2 separate regions of the Homo sapiens genome follow, and region 1 is linked to region 2. A link is a loop called in an ENCODE intact Hi-C map of the cell type or tissue named here. Cell type or tissue: CD4-positive, alpha-beta T cell. All regions are shown on one strand. Links, peaks and the distances in the headings refer to the core of each region. The heading gives the core; the rest is flanking DNA.

Evidence for each region. A loop is a pair of places that touch in the nucleus more often than their neighbours do. Peaks named below come from ENCODE experiments on the same cell type or tissue, not always from the same donor. Only the 100,000 strongest peaks of a DNase experiment are listed, where the experiment ranks them.
Region 1: a loop joins it to region 2, with 2.3 times the contacts of the local background. A loop is called at or near these places in 13 of 110 quality-filtered maps.

The regions. Positions count from the first base shown.
Region 1 is chr18:13,607,635-13,620,098 of GRCh38, forward strand. The region is part of intron 4 of LDLRAD4 (low density lipoprotein receptor class A domain containing 4); the gene reads left to right. MIR4526 (microRNA 4526) reads left to right here and starts at 3,480; the gene lies at 3,480-3,566. RefSeq lists enhancers at 4,990-5,219, 5,640-6,159, 6,160-6,677, 7,617-7,666, 7,697-7,766 and 2 more. In CD4-positive, alpha-beta T cell, for the core only: no CTCF peak of the experiment used is centred there; DNase peaks (open chromatin) are centred at 1,837, 3,547, 4,817, 8,137 and 2 weaker places; H3K4me3 peaks cover 2,926 bases; H3K27ac peaks cover 2,022 bases.
Region 2 is chr18:13,458,656-13,471,119 of GRCh38, forward strand. All of the region lies in intron 4 of LDLRAD4 (low density lipoprotein receptor class A domain containing 4), which reads left to right. It overlaps MIR5190 (microRNA 5190), which reads left to right and starts at 1,292; the gene lies at 1,292-1,371. It overlaps LDLRAD4-AS3 (LDLRAD4 antisense RNA 3), which reads right to left and starts at 12,363. Exons shown (of 2, transcript XR_007066301.1): 1 at 12,139-12,363; 2 at 11,372-11,643. RefSeq lists an enhancer at 2,955-3,249. In CD4-positive, alpha-beta T cell, for the core only: CTCF peaks have their summits at 6,002 and 6,204; a DNase peak (open chromatin) is centred at 6,316; H3K4me3 peaks cover 1,758 bases; H3K27ac peaks cover 3,343 bases.

The DNA.
Region 1 (12,464 bases), core at 1,445-9,444, 150 kb after region 2:
CCTCCTTGTGTCCATGTGTTCTCATTGTTCAACTCCCACTTATGAGTGAGAACATGTGGTGTTTGGTTTTCTGTTCCTGTGTTAGTTTGCTGAGGATGATGGTTTCCAGCTTCATCCATGTCTGTGCAAAGGACATGAACTCATTCTTTTTTATGGCTGCATAGTATTCCATGGTGTATATGTGCCACATTTTCTTTACCTGGTCTATCACTGATGGGTGTTCGGGTTCTTTCCAAGTCTTTGCTATTGTAAATAATGTTGCAATAAACATACGTGTGCATGTGTCTTTATAGTAGAATGATTTATAATCCTTTGGGTATATACCCAGTAATGGGACTGCTGGGCCAAATGGTATTTTTGGTTCTAGATCCTTGAGGAATTGCCACACTGTCTTCCACAGTGGTTGAACTAATTTACACTCCCACCAACAGTGTAAAAGAAAAAACAACCCCATCAAAAAGTGGATGAAGAATATGAACAGACACTTCTCAAAAGAAGACATTTATGCAGCCAACAAACATATGAAAAAAAAAAAAAGCTCATCATCACTCATCATTAGAGAAATGCAAATCAAAACCACAATGAGATACCATCTCACGCCAGTTAGAACGGCGATCACTATTTCTAATTCTTCAAGTGATCTTTATCTGCGAGAATTTCTGTTGTGAGTGAAGCACCCGCGGTGGGGCAGGCTGTGGAGGGGGAGGCAACTGGAGGGGGAGGCAGCGGGGCATACCGAGAAGCCCTGGGGGTGAGAGCTGGGGCTGGGACCTGGGCTGGGTGAGATGCTAACTGGGCTTAGAGATGACAGTTACAGATTCTGGGCGAGCAGAGCCTCCCTTTACCACTCAGAAATTTTTTTCTGAAGCTAATGAGCTCTGAGTAGCCGCTGAGCTACTAACTTACCATACTTGGAGTGGCTGGATGAGAGCTGAAATCTCAGCTGATCACCTCCAATCAAATCCCTGGCTTAGGCTGCCTCTTTTTGGCCATTCAGGACAGCAAGGTTCCAGCCACCTTAGCTTCTCCTATGCAGGTCTCAACTGGTAGCCGATCCTTAAAGCCCGTTTGGTTCCTTAAATAAGCAACTACCTGCAGATGGAACCTGAGACGAGCTCAGCCACACAGAAACGCTTATCTGTAGGACTTCACTGAAGGTCCAGTGCGTTTCCTCCTAAGGACTGTAAACGCTCAGGTAAATATTTGTCAGATGGATTAATGAACTGAAGACCTTTATAGAGGAAACCTTGAAGAGATATCGTTAGAATCTCAAGTCCTTGTTGCTACCAACAACTCTTGTGAAAGTCTTTGGTGTCCCTGCCTTGCTCCATTTTCAAGGCCCCTGCTGCACACACAGATGCCTCCTAAGCTCTGAGATGCGTTGGTGACTGCACAAAACTCATATTAGACGTGATAGCCATCAGAGTACTTACGTGAAAGATGCGATGTAAAGATGATGAGGGAGGAGAGAGTGCCGAATGCAAATGTTTTTACACTTTCATATTTGTGTGTTCCACAGACTTCCCTCTCCCATGCCCTTCTGCTATGTGTGCTGCCATTTTCTCTGAATGAAGGGAAAAGAAATATTGGCAGCTCTCAGCTAAAATTCCCAGTGATGGACGTGCTGTCATGCAGCCAGGGTGAGCTGTGTATCAGGGCATGAACCCTGAGTCACGACTTGACCTCGGAACTTCCTTTCTGAAGCACCATCTTCAAGTGGTGCTTAAAAGGAATAAAAACAAAACTCAAGAGCACTATCTAGTACATCCGCCCAGACAGCCCCTCAGAGGCGCTGGGAGAGGCCCTGTGCCTGTGTTTAAGCCACACATCCCAAGACAGACTCTACACCATGTCCCCAGACACCCACAGGAGCGCTCATTATGCGTGTGTGTGTGCGTGTGTGTGTGTGTGTGTGTGTGTGTGTTAGGTGTGGGCAATGTTTTCAAAGTAAACTTGTATTCATAAAGTCAAAAGTTTTGAAAGTGGTTTTTAAACAGGTTGAACTGTGAGAACATTAAACTGAGTGGGCAAGGAGCTTAATTAAGATCGGCTCCATGGCCGGGCGTGGTGGCTCACACCTGTAATCCCAGAACTCTGAGAAGCCGAAGCTGGTGGGTCGCTTGAAGTCAGGAGTTCCAGGACAGCCTGGCCAACATGGTGAAACCCCATCTCTACTAAAAATACAAAAATTACAAAAATTAGCCCGGCATGTTGGCGCACGCCTGTAATCCCAGCTACTCGGGAAGCTGAGGTGGGAGAATCACTTGAACCGGGGAGACAGAGGTTGCAGTAATCAGAAATTTCGCCACTGCACTCTAGCCTGGGCGACACAGCAAGACTGCATCCAAAAAAAGAAAAAAGAAAAGAAAAAGATTGGCTCCCATGGCCAAGATGCCCAGTGACAGGGAAGCTAGCCAAACACAGTAAGTGTGTTGAGACACTGGGGAATAGCTGATGGCCGTTAAATGAAAGAAAAAAATGTTGATTTTCTTTTTTTATATATGAAATATTCATTTTACACCATGTTAAATCCCAGAGCGGGCTATTTATAACCATTTCAAAATGCAAATATGTTCATTAGCAAAGGAGAGAAGAACTTTTCCAGTTCCATGAAGTTCACCAAAGCCCTAATTTTTTTTTTTTTTTTTTTTTTTTTTTTTTTTTTTTTTTTGAGACGGAGTCTCACTCTGTCGCCCAGGCTGGAGTGAAGTGGCCCTATCTTGGCTCATGGCAACTTCTACCTCCCAGTTGCAAGCAATTCTCCTGCCTCAGCCTCCTGAGTAGCTGGGATCACAGGCGTGTGCCACCACACCTGGCTAATTTTTGTATTTTTAGTAGAGACGGGTTTCGCCATGTTGACCAGGCTGGTCTTGAACTCCTGACCTCAGGTGATCCGCCCACCTCGGCCTCCGAAAGTGCTAGGATTACAGGCTTGAGCCACCGTGCCTGCCCCACAAAGCCCTAATTTTAAGAAACAGACAGGTACAGTGGCCTACAGCGCTCCTCACTAAGGCCCTGGCTTGAGGGCAAGCCTATCATGTGACTGAGCCTGACCAGGAAGTGCTGGCCCAGGTGGCAAGGAGCCTCGGGGCTCCAGGGACAAGGGGCGCTGGTAGCCAGGGAGGGGCGGCTTGAAGTGGCTGCAGCTTCTAATTCTTTCTGAAGCTGCCTCTTTCTGAGGGTGACTCCCTCTTCATTCACCCAGCAGGGTGACTCTGAGAAGTCAGGGAAAGTCTGGCACAGGGAGGGGAGTTCCATTTTTAATTCGGAAATTGCTCAGGAAGAATCATACCATCCGGATTTCCCTCGCGGCTGTATATTAATAAATGGTCACTTTCCTTGCTGAAATTCTCTGGTTTCCTTTTATCCACGTGAAGCTTCTGGAAACTCTTCTGGGTGGTTCTTCTGTTGCTTTTCTGCCCCTGCCCCCAAAAATGAGAACATGAGAAAGTGATGTCTTCTAGCCACCTGGAGGACCCTGCGGTGACATCAGGGCCCAGTCCCTGCTGTCATGCCCCAGGTGACGTGCTGGGCTGACAGCAGGGCTGGCCGCTAACGTCACTGTCCTGGCTTCTAACGCTGGTAGTAACCAACAGAGTTTAGTTTTGCTTTGACAACTCCTCCTACAGCCAAAACTATTGTTATGGCCCACATGTCATTCCTATTTACCCTAAATAAGGAAAAACAAAGGCTATTCTGGGCTCCCGGCAGTGCTTGTGGTGGGGGTTATTTGCAGCGTTACCATGGCAGGCTGCCCTTTCCACCACGGCCACCCCGTGATTTTCTCTGAAAACTGCGACAGACTCGCAGCCTGCCCTGAATTTTCTTCACACAGCCTGGGGGCATCCGAATGCACGGGAGATGTTTTACACTCAGATGAAACAAACTGTTTAGACCTCGGGGAAAAGAGACTGTGCTTGAACAAAATGAACCAGGAGAAAGCGCCCTCCTGAGACATGTCTCTGCTTTCATGTTTGAATTGCCTGGGATTCTGTTCTCTAATTTCTGATCCTTATAAACTAAAACTGCCTAGGAACATTGAGCATCCTGACTTTGAAGGAGTCTCTGTGGTGTTTTTGTGCTACCATACATGGGGAATAATGATGTGAGGCAGAGGGAGAGGGAATGAATGGGAGAGCCAAGAGGGAAGAGCGAGCCGGGGGGAAAGGAGCGCGCAGTGTTTCCTGCTGCGGTTAGGACCTCACGCCTTGCCAGTACAGAGCTCGGTGGCAAGAGCCGCTGGGAGCTGCTCCCATCAGTTAGAGGATGTGGAGAGGGAGCACCAGAAGAGGACAGCCCGCAGCCTGGCTCGCAGCCTGAGGGACGCTGTGGGTGCTCCCAGCCGGGCGAGCACGCTCTGGGAGCGGATCTGCAGGGGAGAAGCACGCGAGCCTAACGTGAGCGTCCCGCCTGTCGCGTGTCCTGCCTTGGTAAGCGCCCTCTCCGGTCCTTCCACACTGAAAGCTTCCAGCAGAGATCAAGGGAAGGAGTATTGTGTGAGACTTGCAGATTTCCTCCTTTCTGTCTGGACTGGTTTGATATTTGCCTGTTGAAAAGATTACTGAACGCAGTGTGACAAGATGAGCCGTCTAGCTGCGTTCTGCTTGCCTGTGTGTGTGACACGTCCAGGTGTGAGGCCAAACCTGAGAAGTGCAGACTGCTCACTGATAGACGTTGCTGTAAACAGTAGTGCCCTGGGTGTACAGCTGGTCTCAGGATCGGAGACCCCGGACTTATTCTCTGCTCGGTGACACGGCCGGCTTCCTGCCGCAGAGCTCCTGGTTTCTGTTGATGGCAGTTGATAATTGGTAGCCACAGTCTGCGGTCGGAGCCACAGCATTTGAGTCTAGCACCTGGGGTGGGCCCTGCTGATACAGTAGAGAGAGAGTGAACGAGGCAGACAGAAACACACCCCCCCCCCCTCCACGCTCACACACTCTCCCACACCCCATGCCAGCTATAACTGCAGCTCTGAGCTGCCTGGAGAGGAGATTGCCGGAAGCTGAAGGGATGCTTTGAACGTGGGGGGGCTGCGTCACAGTTGGACTCCCACTTGCAGAGGACCTGATTATGTCCAGTGACCACCTGAACAACAGCACACTGAAGGAGGCTCAGTTCAAAGACCTGTTCTTAAAAAAAGGTACATTTCCCAAGAACTGCTATGGATGATGCATGCTCTTTCGGGTTTGCTGTGGTTCTTCTTGGAGTTTGGTCTGAGGACAGAGCTGAGAAGAGGAGAAGCTCTTTCTCAAGAAGTTTCTTTCTACCTAAGAGGGGTCTGTCAACTCAGAACATTTCCGGGTGGGACTCCCTTTAGGAAGATGCATGTCAGGCTTTTTCATCTTCTTTCAAGCCTGGAATTAGTTTGTTCCTGTTGGAGGTGTTATGCATGAGTACACAGTTTGTTGCTTTGGAGTTTTGTTTTTTTCAAATGTCTGTATATAAGGCTGAGACCTCCCCTGGAAATTCTGCTACTTGTTAATAATTCCTTTTTCTTCACCCTCATGAGCTGAAAACTGCATTTTAAAGAAAAGGTATTTCTCAGGATGTGGCTGGTTCATTGAACACTTTCTTAGGTCATCCATGTAGTGACAGGAGCTATTAGGAAGGAGAACTGTGACTCTGAGAGATAGAGAGCCAAAGAAAGTGAGAGACAGACAGACTGGCTGTGGGATGAGAGCCTCAGAAGCCACCACTCTCCCCTGTGGAAATGAAGGTTCCATTCCATGTGCAGCTGTGTTTTTTTTCTGATGCACTTTCCTAAATTAATAATGTGGAGGTGGAGGTGAGGGTGGATTTTAAATGAATCCTATAGGGGGAATTATGGCTTATGTATGTATTTTTTTCCATTTATAGCATGGCAGAGGGATAGACTTTTAAAAGGTTTATAATTGCTCTTACTCCTCTGCTGATTTTTTAGAAAATCCTGTCAGTCATCTTTGATCAGAACATATTTAGGTAAATTTCTTTCTGAAGAGATCATGAAACTCTAGATTCTAAAATGCGTGGTGAGAAGTAATTGTAGTGGATGAAGGCTTGGGCTTTCATAAAGTGAGGAGATGCCACTCCAGCTGGACGGGCTCGTGGAGTCTGCATTCGAGGGATTCCCTAGTCCGTCCAGTCATCACGGGCTGCTGCCCGCCTGCCCGTGCCGTCCAAGGCACCTGGCCTTGGGCCGGTATCAGGTAGCCGCGCCTGGGTCACACCTGCCCTCCACGTTCATCTCTCCACCTACAGATCATAGGGACCGTTTCCTCATTTTATTGTCATGCAAATGTTGTACATAAATACATGGCTATAAACAGGCAGCTCAGAGTAACCAGGAGGCTCTTTTCTCAGTGACAGATCACACCCTCTTAGAGTAGTAATTTTTGAATAATTGTTGCAAAATATGAAAACCTTTAGCAAAACTCCAGCACCACTGAAGTCATCAGGAAGTGTTTGGGAGAATACGTGTCTGTGCTGGATGCTGTTGAAGCAGGTCAGGCCGTTGGGGTCCCTTCGTTCTTAGGGCTTCTCCACCAGCTTCTAAATGGGGAATGCCAACTTTGTGCCAGGCACACACTACCTGCTGAGACACTGTGGATGAACAAGGCGTTGACCCAGGGCTCACTCTGTAGAGGAAGAAGACCAGAGAATGGATACCACCAAGACAGTGATAAGTGCTGCAACAGGGTTCAGAGCTGCACAGGAAGTCCCCAAAGGTAGTGAACCCATCATCGGGGCTTAGGAAAGAGCTTTTAAAGGAAGATAAAGCCAGCAGGTGACGCCAAAAACTGGGTATTTCTGTAGGGTAGCTTTTTTCCCTTTCGTTCTACTTGTTGTACTATACAGTAGAGTAGCCAACCCACCTCCAAGGAAAATAAAATTCAAAATATATAATGTAATCAGTATGATGATAGCTCTTATTGTTTTGCTTCTGTACTTCAAGCTGTGAAGTCATTCTTGTAACACAGGCTGAATTTTCCCCCTCAACCATGGTGTTTAATGAGTGTGAATCTTCATTCAACCATTAAAATCTCCAAGAGTATTTTTATACTAACAGTTCACAAACTTGAGGCAATTATAGTCTAAGTAGATTCCAACTCCTGCCCCCACCCGTCTTCCTGCCACCACCGCCGCCCGGTCTCTGGAGGATCTTGGAAAGAATTTACCAGCCTTTAGGAACATTCAGCACTTTAAAAGTGTCACAGAGCCATAAATAAAGAGTAAGACACCCCTAAGACTGTCATCTCATCACCACACCCGTCTCTGCTGAGGAGGACAGAGACAGGAAGGAAATGCGACAAGTTCACTGTGCAGTAGCCAAGCAGGCCCAGCCAACATGTGGGAGGGTGGGTGTCTGTCCCAGCGGTGGGGCAGGAGGCGTGCAGGGGAAGGGGCTGCCTGGAGGTAAGGCTCTGCGGTCAGCCAGCCCTGGGTTTGGTGCTCCAGGAAAGGCCAGCACGTAGGGGAGTGAGGTGGGGTGCTGCTGTTGGTAGGGTAGGAAGTGACCTCGCAGGGTGGGGCCAGGGCTTCGTGGCCAGTGGGCGGCCATTTCTGTGACATTGCAATGTTCTGCGTGGATCGTTTTCTGGATTCCTGCCAAGGTGTTTACTTGGCCTGGGGAAAGAGAGGAACGCATGAGGGGCCCAGACCTTGCCCCCTGACCCATGATAGGGTCTTTGAGGGCATACATAACACATCTGGAGCTTAAAAAGAATTAAACTGTAGAAATAAGACTTCAGTGAAGGATAATATATTAGTGGAGGAAAGACCAAATGGAAGATGGTGTTAACCATCCCACAAATAGAAATGAGTGTTATATTAGGAGCCTAAGGTGGGACAACCACACTTCCCCAGAGCTCTTTAAAAATAGCGCAGACACTCATGCCTCTAGTATGATTCAGTTCAGCTCCTCATTGAACCAGGGAAGAGACCGACAGACTTCACACCACTTCTTCTGTTCCTGTAATTCTCCACTGTGCAGCTTGGGATTTCCTGGAGATGTTTCCATAAAAATAGAGAGATGCCATCATCACTGTCGTCACTGTCACTGCTGTACAATAATAAAAGAAGGTGCTAGGATGCCTTCCTGTAAGTTTTAGACTAGATGTATTAAAAAGTATCCGGTATTTCCATTGCAGTGACTCATCTGTTACAGCATCATGAACTACAGCGCCGTAGAAGGGGGATGTGAACGTTTGACTTTGGCCTCAACTTCTTTCCTTGCGTGCCCTGCTTTCTAGCACTCTTCTGTGGACATCTGTTACTGTTGAACAAGGAAACTCAACCAGTGGTCTGTGTTCAGAATCCGTGTTAGGCGTGTAGCATCTTGGAAGCCCCAAAGCATCCTATTAATTTTCTAAGAATGCTACTATTCCTGCGGGTTTTATTTTTCTAAACTTTCTGTTTTAACAGTTCTTCCAGAATTCATTTTCTTCTTAGCCTCCCCTTTCCAGCCCACTCCTCCCCAACCCCTAAAAACGAAACCCAAACCCCAGGTGTCTTTCCTTTCTGTGGATGCTGGGCTCCACGCACCACAGCCACCTCCCTGCCCTGCCACGTGAAAACAGGCTGTGGGTGTTTAGTGGAATTCTCCTGTTTAAAATGACTGAGAGGGTGTGGGAGGACAGGTGGGGGGGGGGGGGTTGCCACACACCCCCTCGTGAGCTTGAAAGGGGGTCATGGAGGGAGAGGGCATCTCAATGCAGGGCTCAGGGTCTGGGAATCCTCACACACGTTTCCAAGAACCTGTTGACTGCAGTTTTCACTTTGAGGATCTCCTGGGCCCTGCCTGGGGAGGCTTTGTGGCCCTGAAGAGAGTACAATGCTCATCTTTTCTGTTGCTAGTGTTCTGGCTCCTGTGACTTAAAGACGAGAAGGAGGTCTGTTTCCACTGATGGGTTTTGCCCAGAGTCCCCAGAGCAAGGCTCTGCCGCGTGTGTGGGCCCCGCACCAGACCCTGACGCCCTCAGGGGAGGGCTTCGGGAGCACCCACCGGCCACCGTCACCTGCAGCCAGGGACCAAGCTGCTGCAGTGAGATGACCAGGCTGTGAGGATGGTGGTCTCTGGGACCCAGGTATCCCTGGGTCTTTGTTGCCTGCAGGAAGAGCTGCCTCCTGTGCCCAGGGCTGAGTGCCTTCATGGCTCAGGCCTCATCAGGCTGCCGCCACCCCAGGGCACCCCACGGGGCCACTCGATTCGGTTTGCAGGCTCCTGAGGACAGTGTTCCTGCTCCCACAGCCTCTGAGCATGCCCATGAACTTGACCTGCCCCAGGCACCATGCCACTAGGGTGCCCGTGAACCCCCAGGGCCGACGCTCATCCATGTGCTGTAGATGCACCTGCCACGGCTGGGCATGACTCATATTTGGAGCCTCAGGGCAACAGCATGGTGCAGGTGTCCCAGCAGGGCAGGGCGGTACCTGTGTGTGGCAGGTTTATAAGAAAGCAGTCCCCTTAAAAAGAAAGATGGTGGGGCCTTTACTTTTTTTTTTTTTTTAAGAGACAGGGTCTCGCTATATTGCCCAGGCTGATCTTGAACTCCTGGTCTTAAACAATTCCCCCGTCTTGGTCTCCCAAAGTGCTGAGATTCCAGGCACGCCTGGCCTGGAGTTTAGTTTTACAGAGAGTAATTCCATGCACTGTTTCATACAACTGAGATCTTTCTTATCCTTGCCTGAATTTTAAAATCAGATATATTAGCTCAGAAGATGCACACCTTTCAGTCAATATCACATGTTCCATGTGCTGTGTCAGACCAAAAGAGGAATAAAATCCAGAGCAAATAAAGATCTAACATAAAATTCAAACTCCAAAAATCTTAGGAAAAAAATATGTTTAGAATATTAAAGAGGACCTTCCCAATCAAACAGGATGTTTAGAGGCCATAAAGGAAAAAGAGAGTATTTGATGGCATAAAAGTTTATAGCATCTATAGAGAAACTCATGGTGAAGTTTCAAGAAATGACTGGCTAGGGGAAATAGTTGCAACATGTAACAGACAAAGATGTGTAACCATAATATGTAAAGATTTCATATAAATACATAAGAAATAAATGAGAAAACTATAAATACACCAATATGATTATGAAAAAGAGAAACACAAATTACCATAACCATAGGGAAAGATCTGAAATTACCAGTAATTGGAGAAATACAAATTAAAATGAGATACATATTTTTGCCATCAGATTGTCACCAGTTAAAAGGGCGAGTCTCCAGGGTGAATGAGGGCATGGGGAACATGCCTTCTTCCTGGGACAGCCTAAACGAATGCAGCCTTTACAAAAGGCAGGTTCTCAGTAGCCATGAGGATGAAAAGTGATTATGCCCTGGGTCCAGAAATGTCACTTTTAGGAGTCTTTCCTACAAGTATACTGACAAACGTGTGCCAGCCACACACTTGCACATATACACATGCAATTTTGTGGTCATAAGAGAAAAAAGAAAAAAAGCAAGCCACCTGAACAGCCACCAGCTGGAGAAGGCAAATGCCAGTATGTTTGTACTCTGTAACAGACAGGCCAGTGCACGTGTGTTCTTGTTTAAAGAGGTCTGTGATGTATTAAGTGAAAAGACACAAACAAGATATTTGCACATCGATTCCAATAACTGAAAAAAGGAAAGGCTTTATTTTGTAGCAAACACACACACATGCAACGGAGGCCTGGGCTTTCCCCCGGGACGGAGTGGGGCTTGGTGGAGTCAGGGGCGCTGTGGGTTGGGATGGGAGACTTTACACTGCACTGTTTCCTTCTATATGATTTAAATTTTCAAGAAGTTTTCATTATTTTTATAATAAAAATCCTTTTCAAATGAAACACAAATATGTAAAAAATGCCCAGAGACTTGTGAAAACATAATTTGATTTGCTTTGCTGCAAATGCTTGTCTGCATAGCTTTCCATAGTCAAGAACAGATGACCTAGAAAGGTGTCCTCCAAGGGAAGAGTTGATTCATTGCAGGACTTTGTGCTGATCCTTCCCTGTCACCATGATTTTCCTCTATATCCATGTCCATAAAGCAGTGAAGTTCTCTTGTAAAGAAAACATTTGGAAATCCTAGGGCATGCTTTAATTTGTGAATACTCCGCTATTTAACCACAAAATAAAAACAAGCATTGGTAAAAGAAGGCATTATTCAGGTCACAATAGAAATGTGACCTTATTTCTGCTCACAGGCCATGGGAAGTATGACATGCTTGTTTACCTAGGAACACAGTCTTCGACTTCGGGGTTCAGCCCTCACCACTGTGTTCACTGCCTTTGTCCTGAGCGGAGTCTCTCTGCTTCCTTTCATGCTTATCCCTGGGCTGGTGGCTGACCCCTGCACAGACCCTCAGGGCTGCTGGAGGCGCACTCGGGCACTCTGCAGCCAGTGCAGCCTTATCCTGTTGGCAGTGGCTGTCCTCACAGAGAACACACCCATGCAGCTGGGCAGAGCCCACCGGGGCCACACATCCCAGCCCCTTCTCTCAGCCTGGGGGTGCTGAGTCGCTCATCAATTCACCTTGTACCAGTTAAGCCACTTAGCTGCCTCCCGTGTCAAGAGGGGCAAAGTAGGGGCTCCGGACTCAGCCTGGGAGACGTCACATGGTGTGTGGGGGTAGGGTCCTGAGAAACACAGGGTCAAGGCCAGAGTGTCCCAGACACAGGAAGGTTATGTGCAGGGGCAGAGTCGAAGACTGTGTTCCTAGGTAAACAAGCGTGTCATACTTCCCATGGCCTGTGAGCAGAAATAAGGCCACTTTTCTATTGGAACCCAATTGCAAAGGGCCCAAGCCCCTGCTCGAAGACTCAGAGCAATTTCAGTCTTTTCCAGGAAGCCCCCAACATGAAAATTGTTGATAAGCCCTGGGGAGCGTTTTTGTGTGTGTGTGGGTGGGGGGGTGGGGCCGGGGGGGGGCGGGGGTGGCACATATAAGTGTGGCAGCTCCAATGGACATTTCCTCCCCATAGGAAGTAGACACTCAAACCCCAAGGCTGGGCCGGGCACCAGGCCCCTAGAGTCCCTGCCACTTAGCGGACAGGCCACGGGGAACCCAAGAGCAACAGCACCCCCTTGGCTGGGGCGGGGCCGGCAGGCCTCACTGACTGCCAGCTTCGGGAGCTGCTCAGGGCATGGCCTCTGAGCCTCTGAGCATGGCTTTGTCCGTGTCCACAGGGAACAGTGATGTTCCCACCAGCCTGGCCTCTCCCTGCCTGCGGGGGCAGGGGGCCCTTGGCAGGTCCACCTGCTCTCTGCACAGCTCAGCCACCAGCCTCCTACACAGTCTGCTCTTCATTCTCAAGACACCAGCGCCTCTCCTATAGGCCCCAGTGTCCCACTGCCCTCCACTCCCACCCTCAGTCCCTAGGGTGTGGGGGTCTGAGGGTGGAAGTGGAGGGCCGTGCTGAAGGGTAGGACATGTGGGGATCCAGAGAACCCCTCGTCCAGCCTCACCCTCGGTTCCCAGGGTGTGGGCAGCAGACGCACACAG
Region 2 (12,464 bases), core at 2,643-10,642:
ACAGATATGACTAAGGCTAAGGACCTTGAGTTGCAGAAATTATCCTGGACCATCCAGGCAGGCCTGGAGACATGAGTCCTCTAAAAACAGAGACTCTTTCCCAGCTGTGCTCAGAACCAGAGGTGACCACCAAAGAGAGATCAGAGCCATGCCATGTGAAAAGGACTTGACTTGCCATTGCTGGCTTTCCAGATGATGAAGGGGCCTCAAGCCAAGGAATGTGGGCAGCTTCTAGAAGATGGAAAAGGCAAACAAATATTCTCCCCTAGAGCTCTGGGAAGGAACACAGCTCTGCCACCTCCTTGATTTTCACCCAGTGAAATTAGTTTTGGATTCCCAACCTGTAGAACTGTAAAGTAACAAATTTGTGTTTTAAGGCCAGGTGTGGTGGCTCACGCCTGTAATCTCAGCACTTTGGTTTTGGAAGGCCGAGGTGGGAGAATCATTTGAGGCCAGGAGTTCGAAACCAGCTTGGGCAACATAGTGAGACTCCATCTCTACACCAAAAAAAAAAAAAAAAAAAAAAAAAAAAAAAAGCCAGGCATGGTAGGTTATGCTTGTGGTGCCAGCTACTCCGGAGGCTGAGGCAGGAGGATCACTTGAGCCTAGGAGCTTGAGGTTACAGTGAGCTATGATTGTGCCACTGCACTCCAGCCTGGTAACAGACTGAGACTTAGTCTGAAAAAGAAAGAAAAATTAAAAAATAACATTTGGTGTTTTTTTTTTCTTTTTGTTTTTGTTTTCCTGAGATGGAGTCTTACTCTGTCGCCCAGGCTGGAGTGCAGTGTGTGATCTCAGCTCACTGCAACCTCCACCTCCTGGATTCAAGCCATTCTCTTGCCTCAGTCTCCCAAGTAGCTGGAATTATAGGTGCCCGCAACCACGCCCGGCTCATTTTTGTATTTTTTGTAGAGATGGGGTTTCACCATGTTGGCCAGGCTGGTCTCAAACTCCTGGCCTCAGGTAATCTGCCCACCTCAGCCTCCCAAAGTGCTGGGATTACAGCTGTGAGCCACCGCACCCGGTCAAATTCGGTGTTTTAAGCCACTGAGTTTGTATAGCTTGTTATAGCAGCAATAGGGAAGAGATACATATGGCTTTGTCTATAGAAAGATATTGCTTAAATAAAAAGAAGAAAACCCTTCCAGGTCTACATTTTCTCAGGCAGTGCTTGCGCTTTAAGGAGCACGTGCAGGATATTTACATCAGCAGCAAGTATATGAATCGTAGCCTAGTCTCATCGTTAGAGGTGCATAAACTCAAGGTAAGCATACCCTAAGTTTCCGCTCAAGGTCATACCCTGGCTCCAGCCCTGTCACATGGTTAATGTTCCACAGCCAGTGACTGAGCTGGAGCCAGGGCCACTGCCCCCACGTCGTCACGCCATGGTCATTGTCATTTCACTGCAGTTTCTCCAGCTTCCTTTTGAAGAGGAACACAAAGGAGAGGTGCTTTGCAAGGATACAGTATATTATAAGAATAGGGACATGTTTGAAACTAGTAGTTAATGAACATTATTTTCCTAAATTCATAGCTTTTATTTTGTTTTTTTTAAGAGACAGGGCCTCACTCTCTTGCCTAGGCTTGAGTGCAGTGGCGCTATCACAATTCACTGCATCTTTGAACTTCTGGGCTCAAGGGATCCTTCTGTCTCAGCCTCCTGAGTAGCTGGAACTACAGGCACACGCCACCATGCCTGGCTAATTTTTGTGTTTTTTGTAGAGATGGGGTCTCACCGTTTTGCCCAGGCTGAGCTGGAACTCCGGGCACAAGCAGTCCTCCTGCCTCAGCCTCCCAAAGTGCTGGGATTACAGGCATGAGCCATGCACCCGTCCTTAACTGATAGTTTTAGAGCAGTCCATTAGAGTGGACCCATGTCATCTGACGAAGCCATGTGTCTGTTTTGTATTTTCTAAGAGATTTGGTGCTGAGTAAAGAAAAAGAAAATTCTTCATATCTGATGAGAAGGTAGTGCTGTTGAGAGAGACCAAAAAAGGACAATTAGTGATGAGGGTATTTAAGGCAGACAGTTCATACCTCCTGAGTTTTTGGAACATGTGTCTCTCTTTGGTAAAATATTTTGGGGATAATCCCTATTATATGTGTATTTAATTATTTTAATATTATATACATATACTATTATAAACTTCCTAAGATAAACACAAAATTATAGATTTTGCTGAAGAGCAAAATAAAAATAAAATTGTTCTCCCCTTTTCTTCCAACACCAAATGAATCAGCCCACTGGGGTGTAGTAGGCAGCTCTGCCTGGAACTGCCTGCCATGCCGCCCTCTGTGTGCCTGGAACAGCCTGCCATGCTGCCGTCTGCATGGCCGGGGCCCTTCTGCAGCCCCCACTGCACCAACCTTTGTCCGCCTTTATTGTTGGTGAACACAGTGCCCACCTCACCATGCTGGGGTGGCCTGGCTTGCTGTCTCTTGAGTACCGTGGGAACTGAGGCGGGCTGGCCTTGTCTCCCCAGCGCCTGCTCACAGAAGGTGCCCCATGATGTCTGTCGTGCAGATGAATGTGTCCACGCGTGCTGGGCTAGTACAGAAGATCGGTAGGCAGGGGTCTTCGTGGCCAGGGCCTGAGGAGGACCGATAGCCTTGGGGACTGCATGGGTTTTGAGAGTCTGGGGGAACCAGGGGGAAGTAGGAGGACATAGTAAACAAAGGTCAAGAAGAGCGAGGAAGACGTGGGGATGGGGACACGTACCTGACTGAGGAAAATGGATTCTAGGAACACAAACGTCATTGAAGAAGGAGAGTGTGTGTTACTGGTTGAGGGTGTCCTGGTCCTTGGCATCTTGAACAAATAATCAGACAAAACACACAAACAAAGCAAGGAAAGAATAAAGCAACAAAAGCAGAGATTTATTGAAAACGAAAGTACACTCCACAGGGTGGTAGCATGCCCTAGCAAGCGGCTCCTGAGCCCGGTTACAGAATTTTCTCCGCTTTAAAGACTCTCTAGCGGTTTCCCATTGGTTACTTGGTGTACACCCTATGTAAATTAACTAGTGGCCTTTGATCAGTCTGATTGGTTGCAGGAAGGGGCCAATCAGAGGCTGAAGCAAAGTTACAAAGTTACACCCTATGCAAATGTCTGATTGGTTGCAGAAAGTGACCAATCAGAGGCTAAAGTGAAGTTACAAAGTTATACTCCTATGCAAGACTTGGCCCCTGACCAGCCTGATTGGTTGTGGGAGGGGTCCAGTCAGAGGTACTTTCAATTTTTCATCTGCCACACAGAAAAAGTGGGAGGGGGCAGGGTTGCAAGGGAGTAGCCTCTGGTCCTTGTGTTACTTGGGCATGGAAAGTTGGGGTTTTCCTTTTGATTTAGTTCTAGGAAGTCGGTGTGAATCGGCCTTAGGTTCCCTTCCTCCAGATCCTATTCTCCTGCCTCATGGGGTCACTGCTTGCCTGGGTGGATGAGCTGGAGCTTCATTCTGTGAAAGCAGTGGGCTGGCTTCAGATCCCGTGACAGCTGCAAGCACAGCAGAACCAAGGCAGGCACTTGTGGACTTCTTCACTGGCCTCAAAAAAGCAGGTGGTGTTGTCAACTGTGGTTACACTGGACAGAAAGAACACTGTTACCAGGGGCCAGGTGTGCAACAGTTCTGACTAGGGCCGTGGGAGTAAGGCCGGGAAGCAAGGGGTCCATGCAGTTACTCTGAGCTGAGACGAGCAGGCTGACCGCTAGACTGGGGGCCACAGGGGGACGGGCCAGGGATGCATCCAGGTGTCAAGCCAGGGTGCATGGTAATGTGACTCTCCAGACCACACAGCCAGGTAGGGGGCTGGTTTTCAGGATGAGATACCAACTTTGGTCTAAGAGAGGTGACTTCTACATAGGGCTGTGAGACAGGCACTGTTCAATAAGCAGTTGGAACTAATTTTTTTGGATTTTAATGATTCCAAAAAAGAAATCTGGGAGCTACAGAATTAGCATTTATCTTCTTCCCTTAACTGATACAAATTCTTCTATGCCAAGCCTTGAAGAGCGCCCAAGAAAGGCGTATATCAATGCGGAAGGTGGGAGTCCAGGAGGCCAGTGTGGGCTCAGTCATGGTGGCTGTCACGGGCGGAGCAGGGACAGCAAGGATGTCTCCCAGAAATGCAGAGAGCCTGAGCAGAGCCCCGCCTGGGAGCTTTTCTACAACAATGTAGCCAGAGAGGTTCAGCCTTTCCAGTGGGGGGCAGCTCGTGGCCTAGACTCGGTGAGGATAGTATACTCTCACGCGGAGATGTTCCTGGAAGCCTCACACACCTGTGGCCATGCTGTGGTGGCCTTTGCAGGGCTCTCTAGGGCAAGCTGAAGGCAGATCCCGACTGCCAGGGGCAGCAGCCAGGGATGGCTTACAGGGCAAGCAGAGCATTTTCCTACCTGTGGTCCCGCTGGGGGGCCCGAGACCAAGAATCTCCACGAAACAATTGGTGACCCCTGAAGATGCCACACCGGGTTTCTAGAATCACACGTGATGTGTGTGTGCACCTAGGGAATGGGAGCTCTTCCTGGGTGTGGCCATGTCCCCCCTGGACTCCTAAAGGTTGGCCTTATGGGATGGGTGACAACCAGCTGCCAGGCTCCCTCCCTGTCCCCCAGTTCTCCTTTTCTCTATTCCCTTCCTGTACCTCTTTTGGAGGCCATGCTGCCTGCCCACCCGCCTCCCTGGAGGTGTGCAGCCCCCTGAGCCTGGGGTTCAGAAGAGCAAACCCACCGGCATCCCAGGGCACCTGCCTGACGAAGGGAACAGGATGCCTTCTCTGCATTCCCTTCGTTGCCCTAAGTTAACACTATAGCTCCATTCTGTTATTTTTGTGCTCAAACAGGCTTAAAAACAGTTGTTAACACATATTCTCATCTCCCAAATTGTCATTTTTTTGAGATGGCAAGGAATACATCACGCCTTTGGATGGCTTTAATTTACATCATCTAGTGTTCACCTCATTCACACGATTCTGATACTTATTTCTAATTCTGAGTAACTAACGGCAGGTGACAGGGCAGTCACCCAACAGCGTATAGCACCTTGGGGCTTCACAGAAAGAGCCCTGCATGAGGACCTGTGTGTCACCCACACTTCAGGCCAGCTTGACAGCCACCCCCGCCTTTAGGGAGCTGCAGCAGCTAAGAAACATGTACTGCAGAATAAGAGAAAAGGACCCAAGATTGCTTTTTAAAAATGTGTTTCTTAACTTGTTCTTTGGCATAATTTCTGCATTAATGGATAGTACTTCTCAGCCTTTCATGAAATTTCTGCCTCTTATATGTGGAGAAAACAGAGGCTGTTTTAAATTATAAAGGAAAGCTTTAATCTAGTCCAAGAAACTGGGGGAAATAGACTTCTTTTCTCGCTTTCAGCCCCATTTCCCTACCTAATGTTAAATATGGCTATTTCTCCCAATTTAGAGGGTTTTCTTTGTAGAATATGAATGAGCTATTTACTGGGTAACAAAAAGACAAGCCTTTCAAGTACAAATGGAGCTTTGGAGATCTCTCAATTTGAAAGACTAATCTCTGCATAAACACAACTGTTTCTCCATATTGCTGGGAACACTCCATCTATCTGTTTGGCCACATTTTCTATTATGGTTTTTATAAAATGAAACGATGGCTAATAGCTCAGCAGAGAAGTATTTGGGCACAGTAGCAATAGGGATGTGTTTACATTGCTTTAAACTGTGTTGTGAGCAAAGAATAGTAATTTTCTATAGAAATTGCTCTAATCTGATCAGTAGAATTAGGCATTGCATATTTTCATTTCTGTACCTTTATCGGAGCTTATGTCAACTAATAATCTCATTTAGATACTTGGGTTTTTCATATTAAATATCTGGTTATACCTGCTATATCTTTCAGCCTCAAAACTCTTAGATCAGGTCTTCCTTTTTCTTTACACAAGTGGATAGCAGATGTGACAATACCACTGTCTGCCACAGGGAATAATTTGAGGGGCCACCGTGTGTCTAGAACCTTCCACAGGGAAGTGCACCTGAATGTGGAAAGATGGTGCCATTGCTCTTAGAAATGCCCTTTAGGGCTGACAGAGCCTGACTTTTTTTTTTTTTTTTTTCACATCGCTGTAGATGGGGCTTTTGAAACCCTCCTTCCCTTCAGCCCCCACCCCCACCCCCACCCCAAGGTTTTAGGACAAAATGGGATGAGTGAATTCATGGCTTGACAGACTGAACAGAAAAATGAGGCTCCGTGCTCCATATTCATGTGCATCTGCCCCTCATGGTGACATGCTAATTGGTTGGCCGGTGCACAAGACAAGGAAGTGCAGGTTTCCTGTTGCTCACACAGTGCTTCCTGTCTGCTGTGGCAGGAGCCGGGAGGAAGGGAGCGAGCCAAGAGGGGTGCTGCCCACCGGAAACGATGGCGCGAGGCCGCAGAGCTAAATGGGGGCCTCTCCAGGGAGTGCTCTGTTCACGGCTCCATCGCTGTTAGTAAGTATCTTGTGATTTCGGAATTTAAATGAGGTTGTGTTTAACCTGCATAACATCTGGCTTTTAAAATCTGACTTTATTTTCCTTTTATTTCTGTGCATCGGCTCAGGCACACTTAGTGGTTGCTTAGGTGTTGAAGTCAGGTTACCAAACAGCACGCCCTCTCTTTATTCTCAGGCTGCGTGTTTCATTGATTCTGAAGGTCAGATGGCTGTGTTCAAGTTCTGTTAGTATATTGGTGTCAGAAATGAAAAGATGATGTAACCCTTTATAACTTCTTAAAGGCTCATATCATGTCAGGAAATTAACCTGTAGGAGTTATGGACAAATGCCCATCCTGATGATTTTCAGCCATGAAAATGAGTAAAGGGGAGATGGGCATACGAAAGGCTGCATGTGTTGAGCATTTGATTTTGGAGGAGGATGCATTTGTTGTTTGATGGAGTCTACGACCTTGCCCTCATTCCAAAGGGCAGCCTTTGGCCCTGGGCATGCCCTCATTGGCTCACAACACCTACAAACCATACAACATTTGGCATCAGGGTTGTATCTGTTGGTGGAGGACACAACGCCAAAAGGAAATGGGATTTCCTGGTTAGGCCTGCGGCTTGGCAGATGATTGTTATGGGAAAGACACTGAGTCTGTTTAGGCAATTTCTTCCTCTTTACTAATAAAGTGTTCCTATTTTGAAAGCAATGCTGAGTTGTGGACATGTGTATAAACCGTAATGCTGTAAGTTAGGCCTCTCTTGTCTAGAATCTCAGCCTCTTCATACTCTCTCCCCCTTTTTTGCCATATTATTTTCCTTATCACTAACTATATATTTTACCTGTCTCACTTACTATCTGTCTCTCCTCTCAGAGTGTTACTCCAGGAGGGCAGAGATAACTGTTTAGTCCAGGCTGTGCCTTCGGTGCTCAAAATAATGCCTGGGTGCAAAATAAATATATCTTGAATGAAATAATGAAGTAATCTTTAAAATGGTGCTCCGAGCATAATTTTCATATAGTAACACATAGTTTGCAATTAGTTGTCTCTTTCAGGGATAATGGAATTGTTCAACATAAGAAAATCAGGCCTGGGCACGGTGGCTCAGGCCTGTAATCCCAGCACTTTGGGAGGCTGAGGTGGGCAGATCATTTGAACCCAGGAGTTCAAGACTAACCTGGGCAACATGGCAAAAGCCTGTTTCTACAAAAAATACAAAATTAGCTGGGGGTGGTGGCGGGTCCCTTTGGTCCCAGCTACTTGGGAGGCTGAGGTGGGAGGATCACCTGAGCCTAAGAGGTTGAGGCTGCAGTGAGCTGTGATCATGCCAGTGCACTCCAGCCTGGGTCACAGAGTGAGACCTTGTTTCACCAAAAAAAAAAAAAAAAGGAAAATCAAACAATATAATATACCACATTTATAGAATGAAAGAAAAAAAATGAGATCTTCTCAATAGACACAGAAAAGGCATTTGACAAACTCTTAACCTTCTTTGATTATAAAAACACACAAAAACCTAGAAATAGAAGGAACTTCTTCAACAAGATAAAAGGCATGTCCTCGTCCAGCTGGGTGCCTCTAACAAAATACCATATACGAGGTGGCCTGTAAACAACAGAGGTTTATTTCTCATTGTTCTGGAGGTCGGAAGTCTGAGATCGGGGCACCACCAGATTCTGTGTCTGGTGGGGGCCTGTTTCCTGGTTCATAGATGGAACATTCTTGTTATATCTTCACATGGTGGAAGGGGCCAGCCAGCTCTCTGGGATCTCTTTTATAAGGACACTAATCCCATTTATGAGGGCTCCGCCCTCATGACCTAATCACCTCCTGAAGGCTCCACTTCCTAATATCCTCACATTGGTAATTAGGTTTCAACATGTGAGTTGTAGTGGGGCACAAACATTCAGTCTATAGCAGGGTATTTATGAAAAACCTACTAATACCATACTCAGTGGTGAAAGCTTTAAACCCTAAGACAAGGAACAAGAGAGGATACCCACTTTTACCAATGCTGTTCAACATTGTACTCCAGGTTCTAGCCAGAGCAACTAGACAAGAAAAAGAAATAAAAGGCATCCAATTGCAAAGAAAAGAATGAAAACTATCCCTGTTCAAAAATGACATGATCTTATGTATAGAGTATCTCCGAGATGCCACAAGAAAGCTACTAGAACAAATAGATGAATTCAGCAGAATTGCTGGGAACAACATCAACATGCAAAAATCAAGTGTGTTTCTATACATGTGCCATGAACAATCTGAAAAGGAAATTAACAAAGTCATTTCATTTAAATTAGCTCTAAAAGAATAAAATACCTAGAAGTAAATTTAACCCAGGAAGAAAGATTTGTACACTGAAAACAATACAAAATATTGCTGAAAGAAATTAAAGAATACCTAATTAAATGGAAAGACGTTCCATATTCATGGGTAAGAAGACTTAGTATAGCTAACACATAAATACTACCTAAAGCCATCTACAGATGCAATACAATCCCTATCAAAATTCTAACAGCCTTTCACTTTTGCAAAAGCTGATCTTAAGATTCATATAGAATTTCAAGGCACACCTTACAGCCAACACACTCTTGAGAAAGAACAAAGTCAGAGGACTCACACTTCCCAGTTTCAAAATTTACAAAAGTACTGTAATCAACACGGTGTGGCGTGGACTTCAGGATAGATGCATAGACCTATGAAGAGAACTGAGAGTCCGGACATCCACACAGCTATGGCTGGATGATTGGATGATTTTTGATAAGGGCTCCAAGTCCATTTAATGGGAAAGAATAGTCTTTTCAACAAATGATGCTGGGGCAACTGGGTTCCTGCATCAAAAGAAGGGAGTTGGACCCTATCTCATATCAGGTACAAAAATTAGCTTGAAATGTATCAACGACTTACATTTAAGAGCCAAGAGCATAAAATTCGTAGGAGAAAACATAGGGGTAAGTTTTCATGATGTTGGATATGGCAGTGGATTCTTAGCTATAACACCCAAAGTATGAACAACAAAAGAAAAAAAAACAGATAAATTTGACTTTATCAAAATGAAAGACTTGTGTGCATCCAAAGACATTATTAAGAGAGTAAAAAGACATCCTACAAAATGGGAGAAAATATTTGCAAGTCATTTATCTGATGAAGGCTTATTATTCAGAATATATAAAGGACTGCAAATCAAAACCCCAATGAGATACCATCCCACACCAGTCAGAATGGCGATCATTAAAAAGTCAGGAAACAACAGGTGCTGGAGAGGATGTGGAGAAATAGGAACACTTTTACACTGTTGGTGGGACTGTAAACTAGTTCAACCATTGTGGAAGTCAGTGTGGCGATTCCTCAAGGATCTAGAACTAGAAATACCATTTGACCCAGCAATCCCATTACTGGGTGTATACCCAAAGGAATATAAATCATGCTGCTATAAAGACACATGCACATGTATGTTTATTGCGGCACTATTCACAATAGCAAAGACTTAGAACCAACCCAAATGTCCAACAACGATAGACTGGATTAAGAAAATGTGGCACATATACACCATGGAATACTATACAGCCATAAAAAATGATGAGTTCATGTCCTTTGTAGGGACATGGATGAAGCTGGAAACCATCATTCTCAGCAAACTATTGCAAGGACAAAAAACCAAACACTGCATGTTCTCACTCATAGGTGGGAATTGAATAATGAGAAGACATGGACACAGGAAGGGGAACATCACACACCGGGGCCTGTTGTGGGGTGGGGGGAGGGGGGAGGGATAGCATTAGGAGATATACCTAATGTTAAATGACGAGTTAATGGGTGCAGCACACCAACATGGCACGTGTATACATATGTAACTAACCTGCACATTGTGCACATGTACCCTAAAACTTAAAGTATAATAATAATAAAAAAAGAACTACTAAAAGACTCAACAACAAAAGGACAAATAACCAAACACAAAAATGGGCAAAGGGCTTAAATAGACATTTATCCAAAGAAGATATGCAATGACCAATAAACAAATGAAAACATACCAAGTATTCTTAGTTATTTGAGAAAGGAAAATCAAAACCACAATGAGATACCACTTCACACCTACCAGAGGGGTTATGATTTTAAAAATCAGAAAATAACAAGCATTGGCAAAGATGTGGAGAAATTGGAACCCCTTTTTATTACTGATAGGAGTTTACAACGATGCAGCTACTATGGAAAACAGTTTGATGGTTTCTCTACAAGTTAAACATACAATTACCATATGATGCAACAATTCCACTCCCAGGTGTACAACCAAAATAATTGAAAACAAGGACCGGAACAGATATTTGTACCCACTGTTCATTACAGCATTATTCACAATGGCCAGAGAGTGGAAATAACTTACAAGTCTATCAACTGATGAAGAGATAAAAAATGTGGTATATACACGTGATGAAATATTACTCAGCCATAAAAAGGAATGAAGTTTGGATGAACCTTGGAAAACATTATGCTAAGTGGAATAAGCCAGTGACTAAAATATAAGATATGACAAATATATGATACTGCTTATATGAAATATCTAGCATACACAAGGTCAGAGAGACAGGAAGTGGATTAGAGGTTACCAGGAGCTTGGAGGAGGGAAGAATTGAGACTTTACTGCTTGATGGTTACAGAGTTTTGTGTTCAGGGAAGAGATTTGGAAATGGATGGTGGTGACAGTTGCACAACAGTGCAAATGTTAGTAACACCACTGAATTGTGTCTCAGTTACTGGGAGGCTGAAGAGGGAGGATTCTTTGAGCCAGGGATTTGGAGGCTGGCCTGGGCAACATAGTGAGACTCCATCTCTAAAAATAAATCTAATAATGATTAAAGTGGCAACATTTGTTATATATATTTTACTACAATAAAAAGTTAGAAAAAATCGTGGGACTATTTGGAGTGCAATTAACAACATTGAGTTTTATTTCTCCTTCTCCAGACTAACATCTAACAGGTCTGTGGATCAGAAATGATGGTGGAGCAGTTGCCCTTTGACATAGCGATAGACCGTGTGGAAATGGTATTCAGTAAGCCCTTGACATCCAAAGGGGTGCACATGCAGACCTTTGCAAATCTCCAATAGAGGGCTGCAGAAATGTTTGTAGAGTCTCTTGACTTTCTTCAGACTCATATTTTCATAGAGAAATAAGTGTTTCCTGCGTATTTTCTCACCTGCAAGTTTAATCTCTCATGAATGGTTGTGTTTCATGAGGAAATAAAGTTTTCAGCACTTTGGAAGTGTGTATAAGGATGGTTAGAAAATCATACTGTCAGGTTGAGATGTGGATTCTCATCCTTCCGCCGGCACCTCACCAACCCAGCACTTGGCCACCATCCTTGTGGCACGTAATTCATGTCTGCCACAGCAAAATAGCCAATGTCCTGGAGCCCTGAGCCCTGTGAGATGTGTAGGAAGTCACCCTGCCCCTGTCTGGCATCTAGTATGAGCTCTAGGCATGTTTGTTGATTGAGTTAGTGAGTCAGTCACTGTCAGTCAGAGGCACATGCTGGGATGTGTTGCGGGAAGTGGATCGCTGACCCTCTGGTCATGGCACTCCCGCCTTCCTGCTCTGGTATGGGCCTGGATGAGGGTGCAAGGGTGTCTGCTGGGGTCAGTTCTGCTTCCCCAGATCCCAGCCACCCTCCTCAGCCACACACAGCACTGACCTCACTCCCCATGCGCTGCCCTGCTCTCAACTTCCACTTCTCCCCAGTGTCTTGGGCAAGCAGAGTGCCCACAAAGACCCCTGTTAGGACGCAATGCCTAGCAGGGGTCTTTGTGGCCCTGGTAACCGCCCTCTCCCTCTCCACCGGCCACTGCAGCTGCATTCACCTCTCCACGCCCAGGCTGCCCTGGTGAAAAGAAGCTCGTTTGTAGACAAAGTGTGGGAGTGTCTTTACTGTGGGTGAAAGAGCAAACTTGGGGATCTCTTTGCAAAGTGCTGGAGATTGTTAATGATGTCATAATTAGTAGGCAGCACTCAAAGTGTTAT